2 separate regions of the Homo sapiens genome follow, and region 1 is linked to region 2. The links are chromatin loops, found by intact Hi-C in ENCODE. Cell type or tissue: heart right ventricle. All regions are shown on one strand.

Evidence for each region. A loop is a pair of places that touch in the nucleus more often than their neighbours do. Peaks named below come from ENCODE experiments on the same cell type or tissue, not always from the same donor. Only the 100,000 strongest peaks of a DNase experiment are listed, where the experiment ranks them.
Region 1: a loop joins it to region 2, with 2.7 times the contacts of the local background. A loop is called at or near these places in 1 of 110 quality-filtered maps.

Annotation. Positions count from the first base shown.
Region 1 is chr16:78,865,356-78,867,855 of GRCh38, forward strand. All of the region lies in intron 8 of WWOX (WW domain containing oxidoreductase), which reads left to right. Among named protein-coding and RNA genes, the nearest start is that of WWOX-AS2, 370 kb to the left of the region's middle. In heart right ventricle, no CTCF peak of the experiment used is centred here; a DNase peak (open chromatin) is centred at 1,366.
Region 2 is chr16:78,814,785-78,817,284 of GRCh38, forward strand. All of the region lies in intron 8 of WWOX (WW domain containing oxidoreductase), which reads left to right. Among named protein-coding and RNA genes, the nearest start is that of WWOX-AS2, 320 kb to the left of the region's middle. In heart right ventricle, no CTCF peak of the experiment used is centred here; a DNase peak (open chromatin) is centred at 1,073; H3K27ac peaks cover 2,064 bases.

The DNA of each region.
Region 1 (2,500 bases), 51 kb after region 2:
AAGTACGTCAGGTGAAGGGCAGATAGAGGTCAACACCATAGATAAATCTTTACACTCCAGTGGACTTTGATTCACATCATGGCTCCTTCTCTTCCTTGCTGAGGCTTTTGACAATTTCAAATGCTCCCTGAACCTCAGTTTCCTTTGCCACAAAATAGCAATACAAATTTATAATTCCTTAGATTGCTGTGAGAATGAATTGAGGCAAGGTAGGTAAAGTGCAAGGAATTGTGTGTGGCCGGCCAGGTGCAGTGTGGCTCAAGCCTGTAATCCCAGCACTTTGGGAGGCTGAGGTGGGTGGATCACCTGAGGTCAGGAGTTCGACACCAGCCTGGCCAACATGGTGAAACCCCATCTCTACTAAAAATACAAAAATTAGCCATGCTTGGTGGCAAGTGCCTGTAATCCCAGCTACTCAGGAGACGGAGGCAGGAGAATCACTTGAACTCGGAAGGCAGAGTTTGCAGTGAGCCAGATTGCACCACCGCACTCCAGCCTGGGCGATGAGTGAAACTCCGTCTCAAAAAATAAACAAGAATTGTGTCTGGCCTTTGTGATAGTTACTCAACAAATCATATCTGTGATTGTTTTGGTTTTAACAATAATGGTTTTTAAAAACCGTAGGTGATCACATACTACGCAGAAAGGGAAGCAGTTACAGCATTCACAGCATCCGTGAGTCATAGACTCACTGCATTGCTCCAAGGTGCAGATTCTAGTTGGAAATGTTAAGTTTTTTAGAGCAATGAAAAAATTGATCTCTTTCTCTTCCATAACATAGATTTCCCATCTAGCTCCTGGGCTAACTTTTGTTTAGTAGTTGTATTATGAAAACACCGAAGAATCCTTCTGCCAGTCTCCATAGCAGTGATATAAATCAGAGCCCGCAGTTTCATGAATGCCTCGCTGTGCCACCAGGATTTTCTTGGAGGGAGCCACGGTCAGATTTCAAGTGGTCATTTCACTCTTTCTCCCTCTGGGGGACTGAGACATGATTAACTTGCAATAATTGTGACTCCCTCATTAAAGGAGAGCTGTAGCAAGGGAAGAAATCATTGAGACTGATCAAGACATCCCGTGCTATTTTTTTTTTCTTGCATATCAGCTGTGTGGGTACCTCTTGTTCCTCTGTCCTTCAGGTTAGTAAAACGAAGAACAGTTGCTGAAGCTATGAGCTATCGATAAAAGCTAATGTACCACACGAAATTGGAAGGGGAACAAAATCACTTAAGTGTTCAGGGCCACCAAGGCACTGGTGCATCCCCTGTGAGCCTATTTGGCTCCTGGCGGTGTTTTTGTTGCCCTGGCTTGCAACGTAGCCTGATTGTTCTAAGTAAATGGCAGAGCACGCAAATCAAGGACATTGGCAATAAACCAGGAATGCACTGTTTCCAGCCACGGGCTATCCAGGGAATTGGGGACAGTCTGTAATGTATCTTGAGCTAGGACCATATCCAAATTACTGGCCTTTCCAGTTTTTCTTAAAATAGTAGGGTCAGTAGGTGACCACACTCAGAAGCCAAGCCTGCAGCATCAGGGCTGAGGAGCAAACTCTTTCTTTGGTCTGAAGCTTCAAATATGAACCCTTGCCACCAGCTGCATAAATATGATAGCCAAAGGGTTTCAAATTTGTGATTTGTCATAAACGCTCCTATTGCAGGCTGGGTCTAGTCCTTCTTGACTTTGTGGAAGGAGAAGGCTTGAGGAAGTATTCACAATTGGAGAAGGGCGCCTTCTGTTATGTTCTTAGCTCACTAAAAGTGGTTAATGATGAGAAGGGGTGGGTCAATGACAAGAAAAGTGGAGAAGATGAGACAGACAAAACTGCAACTCATCTTCATGGCACACTGGTGAGTGGGGGAGTGCAAGAAGTTTAGGTGCAAAGGACAATGGAGTGAACATCTTGGCTTGGTTAACAGAAGAAAAGAATACCAACGCCGTCTATTTTCATATCCCTTTCTATTTTATGTACATATTTATCAATATACTTTTTGTTCCAGAAATAAATGGGAACTTAGGCACAATCTTTTACACATCTTACCTCAACTGGTGACTCTTCATAATCTAGAGCTATTATAGTTTCCAATTGACAGATGGGGAATCTGAGACTCAGAGAAGTTAAATGATTTTGTGTGTGTGTGTGTGTGTGTGTGTGTATGTGTGTGTGTTTTGTTTTTTTGTGTGTGTGTTTTTGTTTTTTTTTAAGACGGAGCTTTGCTCTTTCACCCAGGCTGGAGTGCCTTGGTGCAATCTCAGTTCACTGCAACTACAACATCCCAGGTTCAAGAGAGTCTCCCACCTCAGCCTCACGAGTAGCTGGGATTTCAGGTGCCTGCCACCATGCCTGGCTAATTAAGTGAGTTTCTTAAAGTCCTACAACTGGTGAGCTGTGAGCTGTAAATTGTGGAACTAATTTTTATACTGCCAATCTGAGGCCTTTTCTGACCTCATCGCTGCCACTGTAAAATGAATTCTAGCCCCAGACCATGACATGCCTACT
Region 2 (2,500 bases):
GTTGAAGTTGGGGAACTGTGGGCGTTGTCCCCACTAGTCCTGTCATCTGCCCTTGCAAAACCACCCTTGGGCTCTCTCGCGTGCGGTCTGTGCACCAGCTACCTTTGTGCTCCCCACATTCTTCCACCTGGCCTGGAAGCTGACCATAGTTGGCTCTCTTGCCCTTTCTTCTTCTGGTTGGATTTAGCAATTTAATTTTCAGGCTTGCTCCCTGCAGGGTGTCACTTCACCACCTTCCTCTGTAGAAGGTTTCGTCCAGGCCGGGCACAGTGGCTCACGCCTGTAATCCCAACACTTCGGGAGGCCGAGGTGGGCAGATTGTCTGAGGTCAGGAGTTTGAAACCAGCCTGGCCAACATAGTGAAAACCCATCTCTACTAAAAATACAAAAATTAACCAGGCATGGTGGCACACACCTGTAATCCCAGCTACTTGGGAGGTTGAGACAGGAGATTTCCTTAAGCCTCGGAGATGGAGGTTGCAGTGAGCCAAGATTGTGCCACTGCACTCCAGCCTGGCTGAGAGAATGAAACTCTGTCTCGAGAAAAAAAAAAAAAAAGAAGGTTTCATACATTTTAGCTGACAAGGGCAGGAGCTGTTCCTGCTGTTACTAACTGGAGTACATTGCATGAAACCTTGCTGTTTCCTTAAACCCTGCACCGACCTTTACAAACAGTGCCTTTACTAAACACTTCTTACGTTACCCGTTTTGAGTGTACCATCTGCCTCTTGCCAGGACCCTGACCAAGAATTTGAAATCTCAGACCATGATGACCTCCTTGCCCAATGCGTAAGCTGTCCTCCAAAACACACATTTATGGGGGCAGAGGGAGTCTCTCTGGAAGGAAACTTCGTCTGAGCCATGGCTCCTTTTGCTTCCCCTGGGTTTTAATCCTTCCTTCCCTTCCTGTTCTTTTAAGGAAATCTGAAAAGGAGCAAAAGAGCTTTAGAACTGCAATGCATCTGTCTGAGGCCAAGGACAGTTGTACGCAGACCTCTCTGCCAGTGTTTCAGTGACCCTCCTCTTGCTGCTTGGCTGCCTATGAGTCCATGCTGACATCTGGCTCTGTCTGCCCAAATATAAACTTGAGAGTGACTTCCAAGATATATACAGGGCTCAGAGGTTCTCTCCCCAACCCATTCACTGGCCCTGCTCTCTCTCGATGTTCCCAAGTCTCCTGGGTGACCTTGTGTGTCCTTCCTGGGATATTGCTCAATCACCCTAGAACTGTAAGGCCAAGTGGTCATAGCCAGAACATGGCAGAAACATTCCTGCTTCTATTCTGCTTTTCTAGCATGGAATCCCCTCTGCCTTAATGTGAATAAATACTCCCCAAAATGAAGGCAGAATCCAGTATCTGTTGTTTAAACTAAATCCCTAACTGGACCCCCTCTGATAAACCCTCTGATAAAGAATTGATGTAAAATTTGGGACGCTGGATAGGACCAGGAAGCCAGAGAAAGAGGGCACCCTTTTCTTTTCTAGCATTTGAGTTCCCAAAGAAGTAAAACTCTGTGAATGTTCACTTCATTTTTTCCTGATATATCGAGGACTCCAGATGTAACCTCATTGATAGTCTTGGTGTGTTCTTCAGTATTTGTGCTTTTAATAGATATTGCAAGTGTGTTTAATGTGAAAATAGAAATGGAGGGCTTTTAAAAGAGCTTACTCAAAATCCTGCCAATTACTGAAATCTACCAGACAAGAAGGAGCCACTCTTTTTTTTTTTTTTTTTTTTTTTTTTTTTTGATACAATGAGGGGAAATGTTTCTTCCACAAAAGCCTGGCCGTTTGTCTTTAAAAATTTTCATCTTTTGGGTACTGAGTTGTAATAGTAAATACAGATGTAGCTGTGTCACATTAAAAGCACAACCAAATTGTAGTACAATGTTCAGGACACTTTTATGTCACTTTAAAATGTAGAGTATCATCTAAAAATGAGCAATTGCTGTGAAGAAACTGGGGTTGGCTCTGATTTTGTGGCTCAGTTTTTTTTGGTTTCTTGAGAAGATCATCTTTAAGTCAAAAGTTATGCAATGCCAAGTACTCATCTGTGTAATCTATTTCAGTTTCCAAAATTTTTCATCACCTGGTTACAAACATCTGAAGGCAAGAAATAGCCAAGATTCCATTGCAAGTCCCAGAGTAAGTTATTATTAGACAGAAACAAACAAGTAAATACCTTGGGCCTGAGCTATTGCCCAAACCAGTCCTGACTTGGCTTGGGTTCTGACCAACTGTTTTTGATCCCACAGTCTGAAGTACGTTTGTGGAAATACAAAGGTCAAACCTTCCCCTAACCCTCTGTAATCCCTGGTGGAGCTAAGGAATGAAAAGTTGCTTAAACATTTTCCTGTTGCCAGTTTTTCTTAAACATTAGTGCTATTCTTTTTTTTTTTTTTTTTTTTTTTTTTTCCTTCTTCAACCCTGACTCTGATTCACAAAGAATAGGGAAGCTTAGCCAACTGCAGTTTCAAAGTATTGCTTCTTAAGCCTGGGC